3 separate regions of the Mus musculus genome follow, and all the other regions are linked to region 1. A link is a loop called in an ENCODE intact Hi-C map of the cell type or tissue named here. Cell type or tissue: left cerebral cortex. All regions are shown on one strand. Each heading gives the region's core, and the rest is flanking DNA. Links, peaks and the distances in the headings are about the cores only.

Region 1 (11,209 bases), core at 3,358-5,857:
ACCTCACCAATGAGAAGGGAAAATTGAACTTCCATAGGTTACCAGAAACCAAATTAATTTTCTTAAGCATGATTTTTCATTTGTAGAAACTTGTTTCCTCTGCTTGGAGATACCAAACACTGTGACAGTTAAGAATCAACTGATCTTTGCTTTGTTTTAAAAACATTGAAGAAACAGTTTTATTAATATACAATTCACAGACTCCTGATATGGTTGATCTTGATTCTCAATTGTTGAGACTTGGATTTACCATGCAAAGGCAGACTCCCTTGGATGTGTCTTTGAGAATGTTTCCAGAAAGGCTTTGCTACGTATGGAAGGCCCAGTATGTTGGCAAAGCCATTCCATGTGATGGTCTCTAAAATGGAATAACAAAGAAAAACACCAACATATAATACATCATATGTGCTTCAATTCAATTTTGAGGAACTACCATACTTACCATGCTGCTTTCCCTCATGGATATACATTACCACCCAACCCCCACAAAAGATTCCCTTTTATCTATGCCTCTGCCAACTCTTATTATCTCTTGATTCATCAGTAGATACATAATATGTAATGAAGGTAATGTATACAATGGGATATATTGTCATGAAAAGGAGATCACAGCGTGTGCAACTCAAAGATGACCCTGAAAGATGTGTTACCACGAAAAATAAGTCAGACACAGAAAGACAAATGTGGTATGACTTATAGACTCAATGTCCAGAATGGTGGCTACCAGAGTCTAGATGTTAGGACAACAGTACAATGTCAGCCAGAGGGAGCTAGCTTTCAGTTAGTGATGAGCAAGTTCTGGCAAAACTGAAGCTGAGTGGGATTGGTGACATATTTGTTCATTGATTCATTTGTGATAATCATTATGTACTGTGTATGCATGTCCAATTATTGCCACATTCTACTCTGTGAATATATTCTATGATAATTTGACATTAAATATTTCTAAGTTCTTCAAAAGTTGGAACTAAAGCAAGTCTTCCAGATGGTGTGCTCTCTTTGGAGGCTGTGTATTATTTTCTGTAAATCATCGCTACCTTGAAATACATGCTTTCCAATCAAGGTTAAACTAAGATAATTTGAGTCATTTGTTCGAAAGAGCTTTTTTTAAAATGTTCTATATTTTATGGGTGAAAGGAGACTCTGTCTTAACCCCAAAGCTTGTTTCAAGGAGTCTCTGTGGTTTATCTAAGTTTAGGCTGAGGTAATGGGTGGAACAGAGGAATAGTAAGGCTACAATCTTCCATTAGTGGGAACCCTCACAAAACAGTAAGCCAGATTTGTGAGAGATGAAACAGATGGTGGAGAGAGGACAGCGTGGGAGCAATCCCAAAAGAAAACCACCCTTATTAACAAGCAGACAGCAAGCATTCAAAGACATTTCCTAAAACAGTGAAAACCATGGCAGGAAAGCCCTTCTCCCTCAGCTATAGGAAGCCTGAGAGAACTCAGCCAGAGGATCTGAGTACCTTTCATCCAGTGACTGATGCCACTAGAGCATTGCAGGAGAGTCTTATCACACCCACAATGGGACCAGACTCTGGTTAGGAACAACCTATGCTCACCATTTGGTTATAAGAATTAAAAATGAAGACATTCCAACACCAACACATAGGTGTTGGATGCAATGTCTTGACTGCCCCTGTTTCATATTCCATAGTATAAACAGAACAAGCACATAGATGCCTGGTGTCTGCATAGAATCACACACTATTCTATACTGTCCTGTCTAACGCTCCAAGCACATGGAGGGAGACAGCATTCCTCATGCTTCTTGAAGTGTGGAGAAAGAGATAGTGGAGCAAGAACAGAAATTATCTTGAACTTCTGGATCTTCAAACTCTTGGGCTTCAAATAAGCTCAGCAAAACCCTACATAAGCAACAAAGGGCAACAATTTCTAGAGGAGCCTCAGTATTTTTCTTCTCTCTCCCTATCGCCTCCCACTCCCCTCTAATCGCCTCCTAATGTGTCTTGAGCTCACCCTGTTCCACATTTCCTTCTTGCACAGTGGCCTATCAGGAGGCTGTGGGAGAAAATCAGAATGATGCCCATGCCCAACGTGTTATGAAATGGGAAGGGTAATAGAACCCTTACATGGTGAAGTTGAAGAATCCCCCACTGAATATGGCAATGAGAACAAGGGAAGACAAGTCTCAGGGAGGTAACTTCTCACTAGAAGAACACTTCAGAATGCCTTTACGGTGGTGCTTTAGTTTCCTTTCTCACTGTGATTAACACTCTGACAAAGACATTTGAGGAGTTAATAAGTTTATTTCAGCATACATGTTACATCTCATCATTTGGAGAAGTCAGGGTAAAACCTCAAGCAGAAACTTGAAAAAGGAAAAAACAAAAAGTCCATAAAGAAATGCTGTCTCTGCCTACTTGGCAGACTACAGGCTCTTGCATATATATATATATAAATTTAAACACAATTCCCTCACTCTACCTCTTACCTTTACTCCCTCTAACCTTTCACATGTCATCTCTTTCAAACCTCTCCCATGTCACCTCCATCACTGCCTCTTAAATTAGCATGTTTTTCTTTGATTGTAATTGTTAGACACGCATGTACATATACATGTATAAGTATATACATGCAACTTGCCGAAGCAGTTTAATATGGTTTGTGTGTACTGGTCAGGGCTGACCACTTTGTATTGGATAACAAATTATGGAGCTCAGAAGGTCAGTTATTTGATTTAAATGTCATTAATTCACAGTTGTTATTGATACATTCAGGTGTAAAAAAATCACTGGACTAATAAATGGAGAGTTTTATTACAATTAAGATTATATGCTAGTTGAAGGGGGCCAACATTTGGAGAAATGTCTCTCTCATCCACCCTATAGAACTATATGACTATAGGATATTGCACTATGGCTGGTTCTACAGAGATGTGTGGGCTGATACCAGAGGGTTGGTAAAGGTAGGCACCCATCTATTCAGTACCATGAGAAAACAGGATCCTGTGCCCAAAAGGTGAAAATGGGATGCCAATGCATATGCCCCATGCTAGGATGAAACAGAATTCCACACTCCTGCACAATATTATGTCTGTCAGACAGCTGGACTCAGAGTACAAAAGTCAATTTGTGTTTTATTAGCCAAACAGTGAATAGTAAGAGGGCATGACTGCAAGATTATCACCTGAATGCCATCTACTTTATTTCCTTCAATTTCTTTCTATTTCTCAATGGTTTGGAGATAAGGTCTTGCTATGCAATTCTGACTTGAACTTTACTTACTATGTAGCCCAGGCTGGTCTCAAAATCATGGTGATCCTCCCAAATGTCAGGATTATAGGCATGAACTATTATGCCTCTATCTCTACTGGCCAATTATTGTTGTTGTTTTTGGAAACACTCTGGCTAGGTATACCTTGCTGGCCTAGATTTTGCTGTGTAAAATAAGCAGGCCTTGCACTCACAGAGACCCATCACTCTCTGCCACAGAAATGCCAGGATTAAAAGTGTATGCATTCACAATTGATTTATGTAGCAAAATTTTATTGACTAAATGTAGTTAGTGGATTTTCAGTAATTTCTTGCCTGCTTGTGGACATAACACAGACTTTTCAGTGAAAATTGGAGCCTCAGCCCTTTACCAGGCAATTGTAGCCCCCAACCCTTGACCAGGTAAATTAGAATTCTTCATATTAGTGCTGTCATGTACCCCCTCCCCCTCTCTCTTCCTTCCTCCCTCCCTCCCTCCCTTTCTTCTTCCTTTTCTCCCTCACTCAGTTTTTCCCTCCCTTTCTCTTTCCTTCCTTCCCTCTATCTTTCTTTCTCTTTTTTGAATTTTCTTTGTCATTTATGTGTGTATACATGTTTGAGTATATGTGTGTATGTGTGTGTGTGTGTGTGTGTGTGCACATGCATGTGAGTGACTGCACGTACAAGCCTTCATGTGGGCTAGGGATGAATTGAATATATGTTCTTCATATAGATAATAGATAATAGGTACCATTGCTATGGCCAGCCCCTAATCCTTTATCCATTATACTTTTTGGCTGTTGTTCCTGTGAAGACAGCTCGCTCAGGAAGGGCTGGATTATCTCAGAGCTCTGGGCCAGTGAGAGCTTAGTTATAGACCACAGAGTACTTTCCTATTTCAGAGAGGAAGTTGTGATCACCCAGAAAACCATTGATAAGGTCTATTCCTCACCCAGACAAACATCTAGGTACTATCAAAAGAATGATGAAGAGCCTTCTTGGTTGCTAAGCCATTGGAGAATCTGCCCAGGAACCCACTGTTCCCATAGTAACCATCACTTTAGAAAAGCCTGACATCAGTTGCCATCCTGCTGCTGAGGAAGGACCTTCAGCAAGAGTTGGGGATTAATAAGGGGGTGAGGCTATCATGTTCTTACTGTGCTGGGACAAAGGCTTAAATGGAAGGCACTCTGTGGAGCAGACAGACCAGCTCTATCCCAACAGTAGTACCCATCCCCAGTCGGTCCTACTTGCAGTTTCCTTCACATGTTGGTTCACTTTAGAAACTGGGTTTGATGAGTAAGTCACTTCTAGTATTCTTGCAGAGGTGTTTACACATTTCAAAAGCAGAATGAAAAGAACTAGGTGAGAAGCCAAGTCTCTCTGTTCTACTCTTTGCTTTATTCCTTTTCTTTTGGAATGTTCAGCTCAGGCATGGGCAGTTCATGGTAATTTTACTTCCTCTAACTCTACTAAACCAGCTCCTGTCTGTTTTTACAACTGTTCCCTCAGAATGCTGTACACTGTCTCTGTACTCTCTTCTATGGCCTCATTCTGCTCTTATGTTAGAATTGTTTTTTCCTATTTAACCTACATCTTTCTGTTATAGCTTAAACATGTTTTCCATAGTTAAATCCATAACTATGGTAAGATTAAAAAGCCATCAACAGATGAACAAACCCACGAGAACCTAAACATGCCATTCCTCAATAAACCTTTACTAGCATCTTCTCTGACTCCTTTAGAGGTCCTCTGCACACTCAGAATCTCCAGACTCAACAATGTCAATGCCACCATTCACTTACAGTATCATGGAGGCTTGAGAAGAAAGTACTTGGTGTTTTGTTTTATTTTTGTTTTTGTTTTGTTTGTCATTATTCATTTTAATTTTTAATATTTTTAGAATAAAGTTTTTCCAAAAAATTGTAGTATCTAGAGCAGCAGTTCTCAACTTATGGATCATGGCCCCTTTTTGGGTCCCATATCAGATATCCTGCATATCAGATATTTACATTATGATTCATAACAGTAGCAAAATTACAGTTACAAAGTAGCAAAGAATAATTTGATGGTTGGAGATGATTACAACATGAGAAACTATATAAAGGGATCACAGTATTAGGAAGGCTGAGAATCAGTGATCAGAGTCTGAAAGAAGAAAGCAATGCAGAATATTCTAGAGTGGAGTGATTCTTTAAGAGTTTCTTCTTATTTTAATTTATGTGTTCAATAAACATCACCCCAGTTTATTGAGGAAAGAAATCTATTGTTTATTTTAAATGTTAAAATTTGACTTTAGAGAAGTTGATTTGTCCACAGTTATGGAGCTTGTGAGCAACAGATATGGAAGAATCCCACATGCTTAGGTTTGAGTTAGTCAGTTATTCCAAAGCCATACTCTCTGAATCCATGGCTTTTAAGTTCTTGTCAGCTACCACCATAAAGTCTAGCAGTCTTTAGCTACATACATTATGTTTAGGAGGGACATGAAGGCAGAACTTTCATTCCATTCATACAGACCTTCAGGACACTTACAGAGATAGAGAGGACTGTGGTAAAGACTCAGACAAGCCCTTTGGTATGGGTAACTCCCCATACCAAAGTTGACCATCTCAGCCTCAGTAGCCTGGTGTGTCCTTGTTCCTCCTTAAGAATGTAATAATAGAACCTAGTTACTGCTCAGGTAATACCACATGCAGCATCCTTCTCTCTTGGATATTGACAGGTGCCCTATTAAGAAGACACCATGAAACTCTGGCTAATGGACATCCAAAGGTCTACATATTCAAATGGGGAAGTATGTTTATACTAAAGAGGTGCTAGTGGACACACACTCTCTTTCCACTCCCTTAGTGGACTAATGTCTGGAAATCAGAGATCCTGACTGGAGGCTTAGGCTGTGAAACTATCCCATTCACAATATTTATATGCAAACACACACACACACACACACACACACACACACACACACACACACACACACAGATCTTCCCACTTCTGCCACGTGGGACCTGATTTTCATTCTTTAAGGCCCCTGAAATTTTGTTGTCTGTCTGTCTGTTTATGGCATTACTGTCTTCTTCTAAGCACCATAAACAATCAGCTCCTCTCAGTAACCCCTTTGAACCCAGATCCTGGACTTTTTATCCTCACAGGTTTGGGCACCTAGACTCTGCACTCTCTGATCTCACTTTCTTCTTCCATCCGTTTGCTATCAAACTCAGCCAAAGGAACACCTGGAGTCGCAGAGCTGGTGACCTGTTAGTTGTGCATGTTTTCTACTTTCTTCTTTGTACAGGAACAACAACCTGCCCAGCTAACAACAACATCAAGTAACATGCACAACTGCAGCTTCCCTACTGCTGGCTATTCCCTTAAAATCAGAAGTGCTAAGTGCTAAATGACAGTTTCAGTACATAGCTCAGCATATTCTTCTATTCCTTTGGGAAAGCACTTATTTAGGGACCCACATATCCTGTGATTTCAAACACAGGAAGCAGATATTACTTAAGTGGGTTACTAGAAGTGTCAGGACATCTCCTCTTCAATCTATTCTATTCTGTCGCATTTATTCTGCCTATTGAGATGACAGTTCCAGATAAATGATGTGTGCACTGCATATGGGTTGGGGGATATACCCTCCTTTTATGAACATTAGCTCTGCCATCCATTCAATAGGTGATTCCAACACTTTGCCTGGAAACTTCTGCGTGGCGAATTAAACAGTCATGGGTTTGTTTTATCATCTCATATTAACAAGTATTATTTACCATACACATGACCATTTGGCACCGAGTTAAATATGTTTTAAGGGATACAATGCTGTTCTGTCCATTTCTGTAGGTAGAAAGGGATACTTCTCTCATATATTCATTCTACTTACAGGATTTGTTGATTAGCCTAGAAAGCTAGAGTACAGTGCTAACCAACTGTGCTCAGTGTTGGTCTAGGTGGGTAAGCTGCCTCTATTCCTATCACCACGACTATTCTCCATATTTGCAGTAGCAGAGCAGACCTTAGTGGATCTGATTCAATGTTAACCTGAATATTTATGCCTCTTCTGCTCTGGGAATCTTGCATGGACATTAGTGTGGGATAACAAGGCTTCCTATTTTCACTGGACCCTATATGGCCACACACATGCTTTGTCATAAGACATAGTAGGCTTCTGTCATTTATTTTGGTTCCTGCTTGGTCCCATGACTAGATGGACAATCCATTTTCACTGTCCATAAGTTCCTATATATTCTACCCCAAATTCTTTTCCCTTTATACATGGGCTAGATTGACAGTTGCACTGCCTGAAACTCCACTAACTGAGAGACAACACCATTGAGGTAGTTCTTGGAGCTAGACTCAGAGATATCAGCCAGAAGCTTCCTAAGAGCTGAAACTGAGCACTTTGCTCCTAACATGGGAATTAAAAGGCTTAGGCAATGGCTCTATGTTAGCACCATATATAGTAGATTCTCTAATCACTTGTAAAATTTCATGTGAATGAATAAAAAAAATGCTGCCTTCTCAGACAGGTCAGGCCTAATATCTCTCTCTCTCTCTCTCTCTCTCTCTCTCTCTCTCTCTCTCTCTGTCTCTGTCTCTCTCTCTCTCCCTCCCTCCCTGTCTCTTTCCATGAACACATCCACAAGCACACACATCCACATACTCACAAAAGCACATAAACACACATGCACTCTCTCACATACATATATTCACTCTCACACATATCCATACACTCCATAAAATTTACATTTCAAATGTTATCCCCTTTCCTAGTTTCCTCTCTGAAAATTCCCTATCCCCTCCACCCTACCCCTGCTCCCCAATCCACCCACTCCCATTCTTGGTCCTGGCATTCCCCTATACTGGAGCATAGAACCTTCACAGGACCTAGGGCCTCTCCTCCCATTAAAGACTGACTAGGCCATCCTCTGCTACATATTCAGTTAGAGCCACAAGTCCCACCATGTGTTTTCTTTGCTTGGTGGTTTAGTCCCAAGGATCTCTGGGGGTACTGGTTAGTTCATATTGATGTTCCTCCTATGGGGCTGCAAACCTCTTCAGCTCCTTGGGTACTTCCTCTAGCTCCTAACAAGAGGATATTACTTCTTCTCAGCACCTCATGGTACCTTCTCCAAAACTGACCATGTAATCGTCCACAGAACAGGCCTCAACTGATACAAAAATATTGAAATAACCCCATGCATCCTATCAGATCACCATGGACTAAGGCTGATCTTCAGTAACAACATAAATAATAGAAAGCCTACATACACGTGGAAGCTGAACAACACTGTATTCAACGATAACTTGGTCAAGGAAGAAATAAAGAGAGAAATTAAAGGCTTTTTAGAGTTTAATGAAAATGGAGCCAAAACATACCCAAACTTATGGGACACAATGAAAGCAGTCCTAAGAGGAAAACTCATAGCTCTGAGTGCCTCCTAAAAGAAACTGGAGAGAGCATACACTAGCAGCTTGACCGCACACCTAAAAGCTCTAGAACAAAAGGAAGCAAATTCACCCAAGAGGAGTAGATGGCAACAAATAATCAATAATAGGGCTGCTATAGACATAGTGGAGCATGTGTCCTTGTTATATTTTGGAGCAAGTTTGGGGAATATACCCAGTAGTGGTATAGCTGGGTCTTCAGGTAGAACTATTTCCAATTTTCTGAGGAACTGCCAGATTGTTTGCCAAAGTGTTTTTACCAACATGCAGGCCCACCAGCAATGGAGGAGTGCTCCGTTAAAAAAATAGTAATAATTAGAATTAAAAGAACTGAAAATGCAAAAAAAAAAAAACAAAAAAACAAAAAACAAACAAACAAACAAAACAAACAAACAAACAAAAAAAACCCACCAAACAAACAAATTCCCCAAACCACAGGGTTTCCTGATTCCAGAATATGCTGAAACCTGTGTACATCAGGGCCATTTGCCTCCATTTCCAGCTGCTGCACAAAACAAAGGAGCATCACCCCTTTTGCTCAGTCTGGTTTTATTTAAAAGTTTTATCACTCAGAAGCTGATTTTAGATGCATTACAGCAAATATATGTTTGCATGGAATGAGGACAACAAAAGTCTTACATTAAGTTTCTCAGGGCTTTTCTTGTGATGTGTAAGACAGCAACTTTGAAACAATGTCTAAAATACAGAAAAAGAGATTGGTGTTACAGATTTCTGTATCTGCAAACTGAAAATGCATATGCACACATGAGCACATACACATGTTTGTGTTTTTCTGCATGAAGAGAATAATGTAACCAGAACAAATAACAATAGATGTCCATGTCAACTGAGCCCTGTGGTATCCTTCTAAGGCACAACACTGCCCTGTAGGAATTTCCTGGACTGTGACACTCTGAGCCGCCATTCCCCCATAGAGGGTAATGTATATATTGGACTTTCAGTGTGTTGGGAACTTAAAGGGGGGCCCAGGGGAAGAGAGGTAGGATAGACCCACAACTCACTAGAGTTCCACCTATGCTCTGGACAGTCAGGCATGGGAGGGCTCCCATACCCTTTCCACTCAGCCCCAGGTGGGTATCCAAGCCTCTGACCCATACTTCGGGGGTAGCCAAAAGGCAGCCCAACCTGGGAGCCCCAGTGCTAGTTGCTACTTTCTTTTCCTTTCTTTTCTTTTCTTTTCTTTTCTTTTCTTTTCTTTTCTTTTCTTTTCTTTTCTTTTCTTTTCTTTTCTTTCCTTTCCTTTCCTTTCCTTTCCTTTCCTTTCCTCTCTCTCTCTCTCTCTCTCTCTCTCTCTGCTTTTTTGAGACAGGGTTTCTCTGTATAGCTCTGGGTGTCCTGGAACTCACTTTGTAGACCAGGCTGGTCTCAAAATCAGAAATCTGCCTGCCTCTGCCTCCCAAGTGCCAGTGCTACTTTCTTAAAGTCCTGGGATTATACAAGAGAGGGATGAGGGAAGAGGTTCCCAACACTGAAGAGAGTGAGCACAACAGATCTTGGCTGGAGCACAGGAAGGCCTTTCATTGGGAGATTAGAAATGGCTCATTAGGAGAAAGCCTATCCCATCCTCCTAGTGCAGGAGGCCTTGATGAGCAGAGTCATTCTATGGTTTTAGAGCTTTATTGTAGAAAGGCAGGGAGAAAGGGAGAAGGTAGAAGAGGGGGGGGGAAGGCTAGAGAGAAAGAGAGAGTAAAAGGGAGAGAGTAAGAGGGAGAGAGTGAGAGGAGAGAAGAGGAGAGGACAAAGAAAGAAGAGAGAGGAGGAAGAGAGAGGAGTGAGAGGGTGAGAAGTAAGAGAGAGATGAGTAAGAGAGCTAGAAGGGGCTGAATAGCCCTTTTTATCTTTACTATTGCTAGGTAACTGGGGAGGAGTTTAGCCTGAAGGTCAGAAGCTTGGGACATTGTCTGTGTGACTTCTAGCCATGCTTCCCTTGTGGGGGCTGTGGGAGGCGGTAACTTAGGCAGGAACCAGAGTTCCAGGAGCATGAGGGAACGCCTACCATGTCATGTAGGTGAATTACCACCATTCCGGGGTTCAGACCTCAGCTCAACTGGAGACAAGCCTCTCTGTGCATAGCCCAATTCCCCACATCACTGTATTGATTTAAATACAGACAACATTTTTTATTTGAGGACTTGTGATGCTTCAGTAATATTGCTTTCATAGTAAAGATGAGCCAGAAGTCTCTTCATCTGGCTTTCAAAGCATGGCCATGTTGGCTCTGCCCAATTAAAGGAGCTGTGCATACACACAGATTACAATAGAAAGTTCCACCTGAGCGCTAGAGGAACCCAGGTCTGGACCACATGGCTCCAACAGCCTCATTCACTCTGATAAACACATTTTTGTCAGGGGCTTTTGGAAGAAATTTCCCCAGGTCATAAGCAGGGCTGTTGTGTTAGAACTAGACTAGCAATGCCAATGATGGTCTACTGCTGCATATGGGATGCCTTAGCAAGCTTTACTCTCTAGCTTGGCTCCCACACCAAAAAACACCAGCCAGTTCAGCCCAGGGCATCATTCAA
Region 2 (2,500 bases), core at 1-2,500, 490 kb before region 1:
TGTCTGCCCTACTCAGCCCACATGTGCTCTTGGTCTTTGCCAATGACGAAAGTTATGGCCAACCAAAACATTTTGTGGCCCAGTTTTGGAAATAGTGTACATTTTCTTTTTTTTTTTTTTTGGCCAACATCCCATGGCCAGCCATTCTCATGAAAGACTCATGGCTCCTAGAATCAGTGGCAGCTGCCCGCACATCATTCCTTAGGGAATGAAACCAGAGGGGCAAATGTGCAGTGTCCTCTGCAGGTCCCCCATAGATCTAGTCTCTCCCCTTTGAAACATAAGGTGGGATTTGTCTTGGGGCAGTGTTGGGAGGAGAGGCCTGCAAGAGATGATTGTGTCATTGACAGGGATTAACGCCTTTCTCGCTCCTTCAAGAGCAAGTTGTTCTAAAGCAGGGCCACCTCTTAAGCCCCTCTCTTCCATGGCTGTCCACTCTTCATGCTGCTGTCCTCTATGAACTGAAGCAGCACACAGTCTGCACCAGACCACACGTTTGCACTTCATCTTCCAGAACCACAGAGCAAAAAGCCTCCTGTTCTTTATAAGCAACCCAGTCATGGATGCTCTCTTATAGACACAGACAACAACAGACCAAGAGAGGGAGGTCAGACCTGGCTGGGGCTTCAGAAATGTCTGCTGCTAAAACGAGCCTGGTTCTGAGTCCAGGTTAGGAAAGCAGAAGAAAGAAGGTGGGCATGGCATGGCCTTGGGCTGTGTGGGGTGCTTTCCTGCTTCTATGGCTCTCTTCCTGGGCAGCTGCTTAGACCTGTGGCTTATTCAGCCTCCTTTACATCTGCCTGTACCACTGCTCATGATAACTGGCTGTCCTAGAGCATTCATGGTGTCCAAGGACCAAGATGGCTGACACAGTTAACACATGTACTCCATGCTGTAGTCACAGCTACCCCCAGAGGCAGGCACTGGTGTGTTTCTATTTGTAGTTGGATTCACTGAAGCAATATGGGTAAGCAATTTGCCCCTGGTCAGAGATGGGAAATGACAGAGCCTGAATGACATGGAGGCCACGTGACTCTAAGCTATTGCCTGGATAAGTACTGGCTTAAGCGCCACATTCCTCCACCATAGCTACCTTAACTGTCAATCCCAGTATTTGCTGGATGTTGAAACAGGAAGAAGGAACAATGCTATGGGCCTAATGTAGGGGCCTGATCCATGTAGGGGTGTCTAATTCCATCACATTCTTTTCTGGTAAAAAAAAAATAGTCTATGAAAGAAAAGGGAGGGGAGGCAGAGAGACAAGCTCTAAAAATAAGCTTAGCAATAAACCCAGTTGTGCATTAATTACTCTGGAAGCCATTACAGCTTGAAAACCCCATAACTTTAATGGAGGCTATTATAAGCATAGTGGCAAAATCGTGGAGCTAATTACCAGGCAGTTATTAAGTAGAGCAGAGAGCACCCCCAGACTTGGAGAACACCATCTGGCCAGCAGGGGATGGGTTCACCGGCAATGGTTCCTGGCTGTGGGCAGGAGACCAGTGGTGCAGGCTGTTGCTACATTGGCCTCTCATACCAAACGTGGTTTGTCCCCTGCAGACTGTGGCTTCAGCCTGAGTTCGGAAGAATGTGGGGATTGCCTGTGGCATCTGCATGGATCTCACAGTGGTTTCTGGGGCCTTGGATGGGGCTGACAGAAGAAGCAACAGAAATCTTGGAGAAGCTTGGAGGCAAGGTGGAGAGAATAGATTGCCTGAAAAAATAAGCAGCACTTGAAAGGGGCTTTATGGTGAGAAAGGACCTGTCAGTGTGGACAGGTGGTGGCTGAGGGTCTTCTGTGTTCATGATTTCTAATGGTGTGCACACACCTGCTCATGACTGACCCCAGTGACTGATGGCTTCTCTTACCAACACGTGCCGACACGAGGAGCATCCACTCCCCTGGTATTATCTAAGCATTTCACAAACAGGAACGAAGTCTATATTCTGGGTACAATAGATAAAGCTCAGTGAGGAGTGGCCACTGGATGAGAAGCGAGAGCCAGGACAGTGGCAGGACAGACCCTAGAGGTTACTGTGCTCTCACTCTTCACTCCCCTCATCTCTGCTTTTAGCTTTAAAACATGAACGTTGACGGGAATAGTTCTAATACATTTTCAGCGCTGCTGTTTTAACAACCTGAAGCTATGATGACTGGGGTCTATGAGGATGAAGACACGTCCTACACGAGGCAAGAGAGGTCTGGGTGTGTGTGAGATCAGACTCAGTTTCAGAGGGCCACCATTACAGCTCCCCATGGAACCGGGTCACACTGAAAACCATAAAAACTTGGAGACAGGTATAGTTGAGGAAAGCTAGTCACAGGATTTTTTTTTCTGCAGGCTTCAAAGAGCTGTGGCCTACAGATGAAAACTGGGGGTGTCTGGGGCTCAAATCACTCTATCATCCAAGGCTGGAGGACAAGTTAGGTTGGAGAGACTAGTAGCTGCTTGCCCAAGAGGATCAGAGTAGTGTGTAATGGCGCTCAATGCTGGCCAGA
Region 3 (11,209 bases), core at 5,026-7,525, 470 kb before region 1:
CACAGAAAGGACTTGATGTTTGGTTCAATAGTGCTCACCAACTGAGCAGGTTCTAAAAGGAAATGCCTCCTCTCTGTAGTGACTCTTGACAGAAAAGGGAGATGCTAAGGACAGAAGACTAGAACAACAACAGCCCTACACAGCTAAATACCCACCTCAATACCAGTCACTTGTGAAGCCCCGTGCTTGCCATTTACACACACACACACACACACACACACACACACACACACACACACACACCACATGCACATTATTTCTGTGTCAGGCATATGGATAGCTGTCTCGTTCACTTGCAACTGTATGCCAGATAGTCCAAGATCGAGATTCTGCTGGGCACTCCAGCTAAACTGGTCTCCGTAAAGAAGTACCACTCAAGCATGGGGGAATCCACTGTCAACAAAAAGCCCTGCTCAAGGTCCTGTGCCTTTAGAAATCTGGGGGGTCATCTCAGCTCCACCTTCTATAAGCTGTCCAGTGAGTGCACTAGGACTAGATCCGGCTAAGAAAGTGGTAGCTCATGAAAACCAAGTTCCTGTAGGTGGGTGGGGTGAGTTGGGAGTGGGTGGGCTCTTGACCTGAGCTGCTTAAGAGGAGTCTGACACTCCGGTTCCCTGGGGTGCGGGATCTGATACTTTTTCCTCTTACTTCACATCTCAGTTTCCTTTTCTGAACTTGTATGATCAAGTGCACAGAGGAAGGTAATGACCTGGCCCTGCCTCCTTCCGCTTTACTGCACTGAAGGTCTCTAAGATTCACTGTCACTTTCCACATCTCTTGGCTCCCAGCACCCACAGGAAAGATGAGCGTCACTTGGTTCCCCTGAAAAGAATTAATTTGTAAATGTCCAGGAAAGACAGAGAGATTGGGGTCCCTGCCGGTGAGTAGGGGTGCAGCTAGAGCTGACCCCTTCTCCTATAATCCTATGGGCCACTAAGAACCACCTGCTGAGGTGGCAAGGGACAGAAGAGCTAAGAGAAAGACCAGTTGTTAGAAGACTCAGAGAACCAGTTCTTGCCTTCATCCTAATGGAGCGGGGCAGGCAGCATCCGAGCTTTATTTCCTATCCTCTCAGGTGCAGGCCCTGCCAGCCGGCCCTATTTCCCGATGGATGTTCCTATTTTGTGCAACACACACACACACACACACACACACACACACACACACACACACCGCGCGCGCACGCGGGCGGACATGGCGTGGGTACTGATGGGGACGCATAAAGGGGCTCTGTGCACCGCGGAGGTGGGGGCTCAGGGCGCCGGACACTGACCTGCGGCAGCGAGTCCATATCGTCCCTGGCGCAGTCCATAGCGGGTGGCAGTCCTATACCCTGGCCCCAGCGACCCAAGGCTGCTGCCCTGCGATGCGCGCGCTTCTCTCTCGAGGCGTTCTCCGGTTCCGTGCCCTCGGGGGCCACTTCATAGCCGCGGGCCCACTCGTCCGCAGCCCCGGCCGGCCCGCTATCACGGCCCCGCTGCTTCTGGGCTCAGCCAGGCAGCGGCCAGAACCCTGGAGCGCGCAGGAGGGCGCGGGTGGCGAGGCGCGGGGCGGCGATCGGAGCCCCAAGAGGCGACGCGCGGGCCGGCCGGGCCGGGATGGCTGGGCGCGCGGCCGGAGCCCAGCCGAGCGGGCCAGCGCGTGGTGCCCTCGGCGCTGGCGGCGGCGGATGCGCGGTGCGGCCGCGGCTGTGACAGCGCCTCCCGCCCCGCCCCCACGCACCCCGCCCCCGCGAGCGCGAGCTGCCGGCGGGACCCGAGCCACTCGCGGTCCGTACCAACCTCGCGGGCTGAGGCGGGGGCCGACGCTGGACCCCCTCCTCTAGCTTGGTATCACCTCCCTGCTCTCTCCTCTGTGGCCCTCCCTCTGGGGCGTCTGGGACTTCGTTTGGATGCTGGAGTGGCCTCGGGCGGGGCCCAGGGCACCCCAGCTTTGGCTCGAGTGAGAGCGCGCCCGCCCTGCCGGCACCCCCAGCTCACCCGCCTCCATCCTTCAATCCTGGCTGCTCAGGCCCCTGGCTTGGCAGCTTCTCTCAAAGGGCGATTGTTTCCGGGCTGGGATGCTGAGGGTTTGGGGGTTGCGGTGGGGCACGGTTCTGCGGGACTAAGACACTGAGCTGGAATGAGTGCGGCTGTGAAAGAGGGTGCGGCCCCCAGCTTGGCTTCGGGCAATCCGAAGTGGATACAGGGTTGTTTGTATGGGTCGGAGGTAGGAGTCCCCAAGGAGCCTGCCAGTGGGGCAGCCCCACCTGTGGGCACTGCTTCTTTCTTTTAAGGATATGCCAAAATGTTGAGGGTCACTCTGCTTTCCCGCCCCCCAGCACTGGGCATCTAACAAGGAGGCAGGAGGCACAGTCTGGTGCAGAATGAAGAGATGGCCAATGTGGGTGGGCAGGCCATCCAGGAATTTCTAGGTATTGGGGGGCTGGGATGCTGGGATGCTAGGATACAGGGAGTTTCTCTCTCTCTCTCTCTCTCTCTCTCTCTCTCTCTCTCTCTCTCTGTCTCTGTCTCTCTCTGTCTCTGTCTCTCTCTCTCTCTCTCTCTCTCTCTCTCTCTCTCTCTCTCTCTCTCTCTCTCTCTCTCTCTCCCTCTCTCTCTGCCATGCAGTCATCCAGTGGGAGATTTCTAAATGCTATTGTCTACTTGCCAGAGCCTAAGATGCCATCCATGCACCTTCAGGTTTATATTGCTGATAGTCCTCACTGACACCTGTGGTCAGGGCCTTCAGCTGTGTCCTCTTCAAAACTCCAAAAGACCAGCTCCACCGCTAGGCATTGCTGGGTTGAAACGTACTTTATACTGTGGGCTGAGGCTGAGCCCACAGCTCTTCACCATCACCTCTGCCTATCAGGATGAAGCCTGGTTCTCCTCTTGGGTGAAGTTGAGTGGTGTAAAGGCTCTAGAATCAATTCTGTTCTTCAAGGCTTTGAGGTTAGGTAGTAGTCACAGTTTACAACATCCCATAGAAAATACAGAATTACTGTCTCTAGAGAGAGGCTTTCTCCAGACTCTTCTCCCCTTACTCCATACCAGGGAGCCCAGGGCATGCTGTCTTGCTGCATCTCCTTGAGGAAACCATACCACCCAAAATTACTAAGTGACAGGGCAGAGATGATCTTGGAGGCTGATTCTTACCAACAGGGAAGCTGATGCCCACAGACAGGAGCATCCATGTGTGGGGTCACACTCACTCATATCTCTGCCCAGGATGGTGCCAAATCCCCAGGTTGGGGATTCAGGACAATGCTGGAATAATGAATGGGTTAAAGGCACTACCTAAGTGACCTCTGGGCCTGTCTCTTTAGTAATAAGACAGGTTTTCGGTAAGCCGACAGGATCTTGTCTGGTCCCACAGGCTTCGGCCAGCAAATGTCCTCTGGTTGTTCTATGGGGTGGCTTCCCCTCTAACTTCTCTAGCCTGGCATTCAACCAGATGGAGCAGGAATGGTTGCAAGTTTTATCGCACCATTCTTGTGAGAACAACAGTGATAATAAAACCCCATTCTGGAAACATGTCTTGAAAGTTAGCCTGGGGCTGTTTATGGTATTTTTTTTGTATTTATAAAGCCAACTTTGAAACCATAATATGATATTAAAATTAGCATGAGAAGGCTCAGCGGAGAGACCACAGCCTGACATTTATTTGAAACTATTCTACAGGTATGGACCCAAAGATACATGTGTATCTATGTAGATGCAACATGTGCCCAAAATACAGATACATAAGTTACCACAATAAAACCAGTGCAAACAAATAGTGTGCATTTGTATACATCATGTGTATGTGTGAATGTATGCACATACCTGCCTGCTCCCACCTGGATACACCCACCAGTCTTTATCAGGGTGCCGAGCCATAGTTATCATTTTTCTGTGTTCTTTGTTAGTTGAAGGGCAGCAGTGTTTCCATTCCACATCTGGATTTCTTGCATCCCTACAACTTGGTCCTTGTTCCAAACATCTGGAGAAGCTCCTAGATCTAGGAGCTTTGAATGTTGCATCTCTCTTTATTTTCCCCTCCTCTGAAGAGTAAATAGCCCCTCTTCTCAGAGGCTCCCAAAGACTAGCACCAGAATGTTTAGTATGCAAGCCTTCTGGGACAAGCTGTTATATGTTTATTGTGTAGTTAAGAAGGACAGGAGCCCTGCCCCATCCTCTGATTTTGGCACAGTTTCCAAAATCTGAATCTCAGAAGGATCTCATAAAAGCATCACCTGCAGTGTAAAAGCTAAAAAAACATCTGGGACTAGATCACCTGTGCCCAAATTTAATACGACTAGCAATTAGTCTTGCTGGCTCATTGTTCCCCTAGCTGGCCCTTTGCTTGGCTCTCTTTCATCAGTAGCTTTGTTATGCTCCAGGGCTGCCATTGGTGGTTTCTTTTCAGGCCATCTTTTTCTTCTCAGCTAACTATGCAAGGAACTAGAACAGGTAAGCCATGTTCTCACCCAGGTCTGTGCCCTACCCTCTCAGCTGTCTGATGGCTGGGGCCCCTGTTTTTAGGCAGTCACCTGCTATCCCTGCTCTTACATTGGGACTCATCATTAGTGATTTCGCTGCCATGAATGGACAGGCCCAGTTAGGAACCCCTCATTCCCCAGTGCATGAGCTCAGCTGTCATGGTTCAGGCAGGGGCATATAAATGTGTGCATGACAACCAGGTGCACCCTCACCAAGGAATACAGTGGAGAGAGGAAAGTTTTCCTCTCTTTGAACAATTGGTTAGGGTCCCTGGGGATGGGTCATACTTGCAAAGTCTAGCAGAAAATTTCATAGGATATACATCCTTAGAAGTTTTGTGCTGACTGTGTGGATGCACTATTTGGAGTGGTTGAGTTCATGGCTGTCATAATGAGCACATTTTTCCACTCCTCCCTTTTATTAAGAGGCCATTGGTTCTGGTTTTGAAATTCAGTTTCTCCAGAGCAAATTGGAGGTGGATATTTGATCACAAAGACTCTCAGATTCCCTTCTTTATGTCCCATCCCTGCCTCCTCTAAATTCCATTGTTATAGTGCAGGTGCACAGATATAGGGTACTTTTGAAATATACTGACTGCCCTTTGCATTTGGGGGCTGACAGAGATGAGAGGCAATGGAGAAGGGCCCTGTGTCTCTGAAGAAGCTCTTTCAGAGGCAATCTGAGGACTCTTGTATGTGTTCTTGCACAAGGGAGAAGAATCCAGGTTGCCCATGACCTTTCTACCCACTACTCTCGAGTCTCCTTGGGACTCCTTCCAACCTAGACATGAGCTACTGTTCTTGCACAGCCTCTGCGGAGTCTCAGGTATGATCTGCTTCTCCCCTGTTCCCAGCTATACTTACCTGGGTTCCTGGGGGGGGGGGGTGAGGTATTAGGATGCACATGCTTTCATTTGTTCCTCTAATTTCTATTGAGTTTCTGTCAAATCTCAGTCCATGGAGTTAGGACAGAGATTGACAGCCACCAGAACAGTCAATGTTGATAAGGCCTTTTCATAAAGCAGGCAAGGGTCTAAGTCTCCATGTGCATTAACTGATTTCATGACATAAGATGTTATTTATCAGGAACCATTTGTGACAAGGCTCCATTATGATTTCCATTGTATAGGCCTGCAATCTAAGGCATAGTGTTTAGGTAATTTAATCAAGGTCACATGCTCAGCAGTGACAAAGTTGTCTTTGAATCAGGTGGTTGAGCTTAAAGACTCAGCTCTTCACCATCAAAGTACCTCAGGAGTTTGGGTGCTATTGGGTGCCAAAGACAAGAAGCCAGGGCATATATGAATGTAGAATGAGCTGTAGAAGGGAAATAATGGAGTCAGGGTTCAGGGAGGATGCTGAGACCAAGGAAAGGCTTTTTTTTTTTTTTAAAGTTCCATTTGATCTGAAACTTGCAGAAGGGCCAGCATAGTGTAACACTAATGCTCGGGGCTGGTCAAGGGACTAGAACAGTAAAACTTGTATTGGAAGAAAGAACCAATCAAGTCAAGGAAGGTTGTAAGGCAGTGATCAAGAATTGAGAGAGAGAACCAGAGACTCTCTATCACACACACACAAAGAGACACACATAAGGGGGTGACAGGAGAGAGAGAGAGAGAGAGAGAGAGAGAGAGAGAGAGAGAGAGAGAGAGAGATGAAGTGAGAAGGACATTCATTTTCTTTTTGGAGTTTGAGCATGACTGATATCCTACACTGGTGTCTTCCAGGGAAAAGCTGTTCAATAAATATGATGGATGTAGTTGTTTAATTTCCTGCCTAAATGCTTCTCCATAGCTGGGTGATGAGCAAACATCTTAGACCTCTGGGTGTTGGCAGAGCTTCTGCAGGAACAGCTCTGTACAACTTCCTTATGCGACTTGGAAAATATAGAAAAGGAGTTAGAAGACATCTCTCATGGGTGCTCTAACTCCAGCATCCATCTGCCCACCCACTCGCCCACCCACCCATCCATCCACCCATCATCCATCCATATATCCAAACATCTATCTTTCCTTCCTGACTTCAAGGACTTCTCTAGCTATGAAATTTTTAGGTGTTAGAAACACAGAAATTAAAGATTAGCATCTACTTCCAGGTCAATTGTTCTTTTAAGCCTGGCGTTTTTCCATCTCACTTTTCCCATCTGCCTTTCCTCTTGTGCCCTGCCATTGAATTCTTCTGCATGAAGGAAGAGGCAGGCAGAGGGCAGGTTGTTAGACAGATGGAGATCGGGGCTGCTGCAGAAGGCAGAAATGGGAGAGGAACAGAGGCAAACAGTGGGAAGCTGTCCAAATTCTTCTTGCTCTCATGTAGAGGTTTGGTATATAGTGAGTTTTGGGTATCTGGGGAAGGAGGAAGGGATGCCTATAACATACACAGGTAAATTTCAGACATCTAGGAATTAATTTTATTCTCTCTCTCTCTCTCTCTCTCTCTCTATATATATATATATATATATATATATATATTTGTTCTTAAGGGTTTGAGGATCAATTATGTGCACTGGAAACAAGTCGCTGTCCTACCTCTCTAGCTTTGTTGGGCCTGTGATTTCTCCTTATTTTTCTGGGAACCAAGAGGGTGCAGAATCTGTGGAGAGAATGATCAAATATTTGTGCATAGATGCCCTTTGCACTGTCTCCATGTGGCCTGAAGGCGGGGACTCACTTCTGCTACTCTCTGACAGCCACAGGTGCTAGGGACTCAAAAAAAAAAAAAAAAAAAAAACACCAAAGAATGTTCTCTTGTTGACTTTGTGAGACAAACCCAAGTCCGTGATGAGTTTCAGGGAAAAAGAAAAAACATGGACTTACACATCCATGGGAAGAGTATTGGATGTGGGACACATCTTGTTCTTCTGTGGACATCTGGGAGTCAAGATGCAGCAAGGCCACTTGGAAATCTCTGGAAACTATTTTCAACAAAGCATGTAGAGTCTCTCTTTGCTGAGACCCTAAAGCTTGCAGTCCCGGGTGGGTTGTCCACACCATTTACCCCCAAACCTCTGGTCTTCACCCATCTTGAGAACTGGAAAAACTGCACTTTATCCTCTGGTTTCTTCCTGCTTGATAAAATCTCTGAACTCCCTGTAGGGAGCTGGTGATCTGTCCTTACATAACCCAGTGAGGGATAAAGGGTCGACAGACTTAGGGAGAGCTTTAATCAGGACCCTTGGGTCTGAGCCCATATCTGACAGTATTAATTTTACCGTTCTGTTTCCTGAGAGATGGATGGTCATTTTGGGCTTTCTGGTCTCTAATCCCCCATTCAGAAAAGCAAACACCCTAAATCCCCAATAATGTAGGTCTCACAGTCTTACACACATATCCGTGTTTCAGCACCAAGGCCAGCACCACTCACAGGCAACAAAAATTCATGTTCTCACATCTGGACTGAAGCAGTGTCCATACTCTGGGGGCCCAAGTTGTGCTTGGCAGGGGGATATCACACTGTGGAAGTCAGACTGACATTACATGAAGCCTCTTCTAGGCATGGTCATTGTGCACCTTTGAAAAACAATAGGCTCCTCTTTATAAGTAGAAACAGTATTCATGGGATGCCAGGATAAAGCTAAATAACCTATCAAGGAGAGCAAATCAATTTTACTATGCATGCCAATTCCGTAAATTGGTTGTGAATGTATGAAATGCCGTGAAATGTTCTGAAGTTACACGTGGGCTAAACAGGATCGAGCACTGTGACTGCTTAGTGATGTTTGCTTTGATTGGGTAGTAGGATATTAGGTTAATTGTGTGTGCATGAGAGAAAGAGAGAGAGAGAGAGAGAGAGAGAGAGAGAGAGAGAGAGAGAGAGAGAGAGAGAGAGAGAGAGGGAGGGAGGGAGGAAGGGGCATGTAACTATTTCTAGTAATTAGGTGATATTATCTAAATATCTAGGATCTATTTAATTTTGAGGATTGCATGTCCTTCACATTCAACAGTGTTTCTTTCTTTTCCTACTCATTTAATTAACACTTGCTGAGTGCTTACTAGGTTCTTGTTACCAGATTTTTACGTTCTGTTTACCCTCAGCCCTAGCTTAGAGTCTACAAATAAAGGGACACAAAACTGTAAAATAAAAACCGCGTTTGGAAGGCTTTGTGACATTTTCTTGGGGTAGAGAAGTTATGATGACATTCTGGGCAAGCGATGGCATTCAGATCAAGTTATGATCATTTCCATAATGGGAAGCTTGTGGAAATCCTGAAGAAGGATTTCTAAGAATGAAGTGTGCTATCTAGAGCAGGACCTTCACTGAGTGGCACACGCATTCTGATAAAACAGTGCATGGTGTTTGCTTATCATTGCAGCCTGTGTGATTACAGAAAGCATTTAATGTCTACCTTTGCTTGGGACAACAGAGCACAGTGGGCGCTATAGAGAAAGGCACAGCAAGTCCTAGCTAGAAATCACCATTGGGTCTGCAAATGCTATTTTAGGGGAGGTAAGGGGGGGTCTGGGATGTCTACATTCTGGACTGAGGCTGAAGTACAATAATGGGGTACCCTGATTTGTGAGCATGTGGGAAGACCAAAGTTCAAGAAACTCACTGAGTTATTTCCAGGTGTCTCCAAACAACTCACTCCTATGAGGCTGTAGTTGCAGCAGCTACAACAAATCTTTCTAATGCCCCTTCTTTTTACTCTCTGGTATACTACTATCATCCTTGTAGCTCTCCATGTTATGTATTTGTGAAAAACAAGAGAAAATACATATATTATAATTTGGATACACCCAAAGGCCAAGGAGAAAAAGAAACTGCCAAACCATATACAATGGCCATGACCTTCAGTAGGCACCGATCCCAGCAGACTTGGAAAGCCAGGAAACCCAGGGTCAGAAGCCTTGAGTGGCTGAGCTGAAAACCTACCATTCATCACAGTGGTAAGCAGCAAATTTCCCTGCCTCTTTTGAGGATCCCACAATTAAACAGGCAGAGAAATGTATTTCATGAAATATGCATATTGTTTGCTTCCTACAACAGCATTTTAATCTCTCTTAGCTCATAGCCCAGAAGAGCAATGGGAGGAACGATCTTTCACTGCACATTAAAATCAGTTGTCAGCCAGCACTGTCTTCTGGGGTGAATGCCTGTCATTGTCATTGTCATCATCAGCACCATGCCACTATTATCATCCCCATTATTTCTTTTTGCAGTCAGTGTATAATAAGTTCACAAGAGTTCCACAGGAACCGCAGACTGTGTCTTGCTCTTTTACGAAGTAAAATGGTTGGCATATGCCTAATGAATGTCTGATGTTGTGAATATTTCTAAGTGGATGAATGAATGAGGTTTAACGTAAATCAAGTTGTTTGCTCTTCAGTGTGACCCTATAAGATGTGTTTCCAAGTGTTACCTCATCTTCATTGAATCTAAGGAAACAGACATTGTCTTGAAATAGAACTTGTCTTGTGGTCTGACCTCATGGAGATGTATTATGCTCCGGTCAAGTTTTCCTTCCCCATGAGTGTCTGATCACCGGACTCCCTTCTTTAATCTCCCTCATTGCTCTGGCCTTCTACCATTCCCACACCCATTTAGCTCTGTGCCCTAGCAGATGAGCTCACTCCCGTGGATAATGACTCCTTGTCAGCACCAGAGCCCAAGGAACAAATTTTTCATTATTGGACAGAGATGACATGCAAGAACAATTGGACTAAATTGATTGTATTTTCCAAATCATCGCCCAGCTTCTAATTCTATCTGTGAGATGAGCTAATTTGAATGAGAATTAGCTTCTAAATTGAGAACCCAGGCTCTTGACCAAGAGGGGGGAAAGGGTCCTTCAGCAAGGAAGGAGGTTGCCAGGATTCTCAGTAAGTCCATAGACTTTCCAGAATTACACAATCAGGAAAAGCCTGGTCACAGCCTCTGTTTGCTCTCTCGTTCCATCTTCCATTTCATCCACACTTGATAACACTATCTCAAAACCAGCGCAGAACAGCAGTGCCATGAATTCTGGCTCTACTGCCACTCCAAATGAAACTACAGCAATGGATAGCAGAAGTTGGAAAGAAGCCTCCTGCCTCAGAATTATAAGGGGATGACTTGTTGCTTCCAAACCCCTGTGTACTCTCTGTCCTTCATCTCTGAAAAAATCTGGGCTATTTCCATTTCTACCCAATTGAGGAGGCTCCATGGCCTTCCACACATACAAGTTCATCTCTAGTCTGCTCCCTACAGAAGAATGCTCTTCTTAGTCAAACCAAAACCTGCCTTCCTTGGGCTTTGGGGAGTTGTCATCTTGGGCAGAGCCCCCAAAGTTAAAATACTGAAGAATCTTTTGAATAGCATCTGATTAAAGTAAAGATTCTGATTTAGGATCCCCAAGACACTGCCTTTTAAAGTGACAGGGATGCCTCTGGCCCACAGAGGTCCTAATAACAAGATCTCTCAAGCATAGGTGGGCTGTGTGACGGTGGGATGGTGCTTACCTTTAGATAGGATAGTGGTCACCTTTCGATGAAATGATGCTCACTTTAGTTGGATGGTACTTACTGTTAGACGGGATGATATTCACCTTTGGACATGATGGTGCTCACCTTTAGGAGATATGGTATGGTACTCACCTTTAGACTTTTCTTCACTGGGATAAAAGACATACATTCTGTTAAATGCAGAGTAAACAGGTTTTAAAAGTTCATAGAATGTCAAATTTAGATGGAATCTTTTCCCCTAAAGGATTTTTGTCTAATTTTATTCATTTTTCAAAAGAAGCGACTAAGGTCCATAAAGGTCAGAAAATCC

The links. A loop is a pair of places that touch in the nucleus more often than their neighbours do. Peaks named below come from ENCODE experiments on the same cell type or tissue, not always from the same donor. Only the 100,000 strongest peaks of a DNase experiment are listed, where the experiment ranks them.
Region 2: it touches region 1 in a loop (2.2-fold over the local background); 2 of 42 quality-filtered maps call a loop at or near these places.
Region 3: it touches region 1 in a loop (1.9-fold over the local background); 3 of 42 quality-filtered maps call a loop at or near these places.

The regions. Positions count from the first base shown.
Region 1 is chr9:26,255,190-26,266,398 of GRCm38, reverse strand. No RefSeq gene overlaps it. Among named protein-coding and RNA genes, the nearest start is that of Gm39312, 230 kb to the right of the region's middle. In left cerebral cortex, for the core only: no CTCF peak of the experiment used is centred there; a DNase peak (open chromatin) is centred at 4,531.
Region 2 is chr9:26,748,000-26,750,499 of GRCm38, reverse strand. All of the region lies in intron 1 of B3gat1 (beta-1,3-glucuronyltransferase 1 (glucuronosyltransferase P)), which reads right to left. Among named protein-coding and RNA genes, the nearest start is that of B3gat1, 15 kb to the right of the region's middle. In left cerebral cortex, for the core only: a CTCF peak has its summit at 1,454; no DNase peak of the experiment used is centred there.
Region 3 is chr9:26,724,242-26,735,450 of GRCm38, reverse strand. Gm48393 (a long non-coding RNA gene) reads left to right here and starts at 2,568. Exons shown (of 4, transcript XR_003948112.1): 1 at 2,568-4,433; 2 at 5,174-5,288. It overlaps B3gat1 (beta-1,3-glucuronyltransferase 1 (glucuronosyltransferase P)), which reads right to left and starts at 1,643. Exons shown (of 7, transcript NM_001310766.1): 1 at 1,274-1,643. In left cerebral cortex, for the core only: no CTCF peak of the experiment used is centred there; DNase peaks (open chromatin) are centred at 6,319 and 6,703.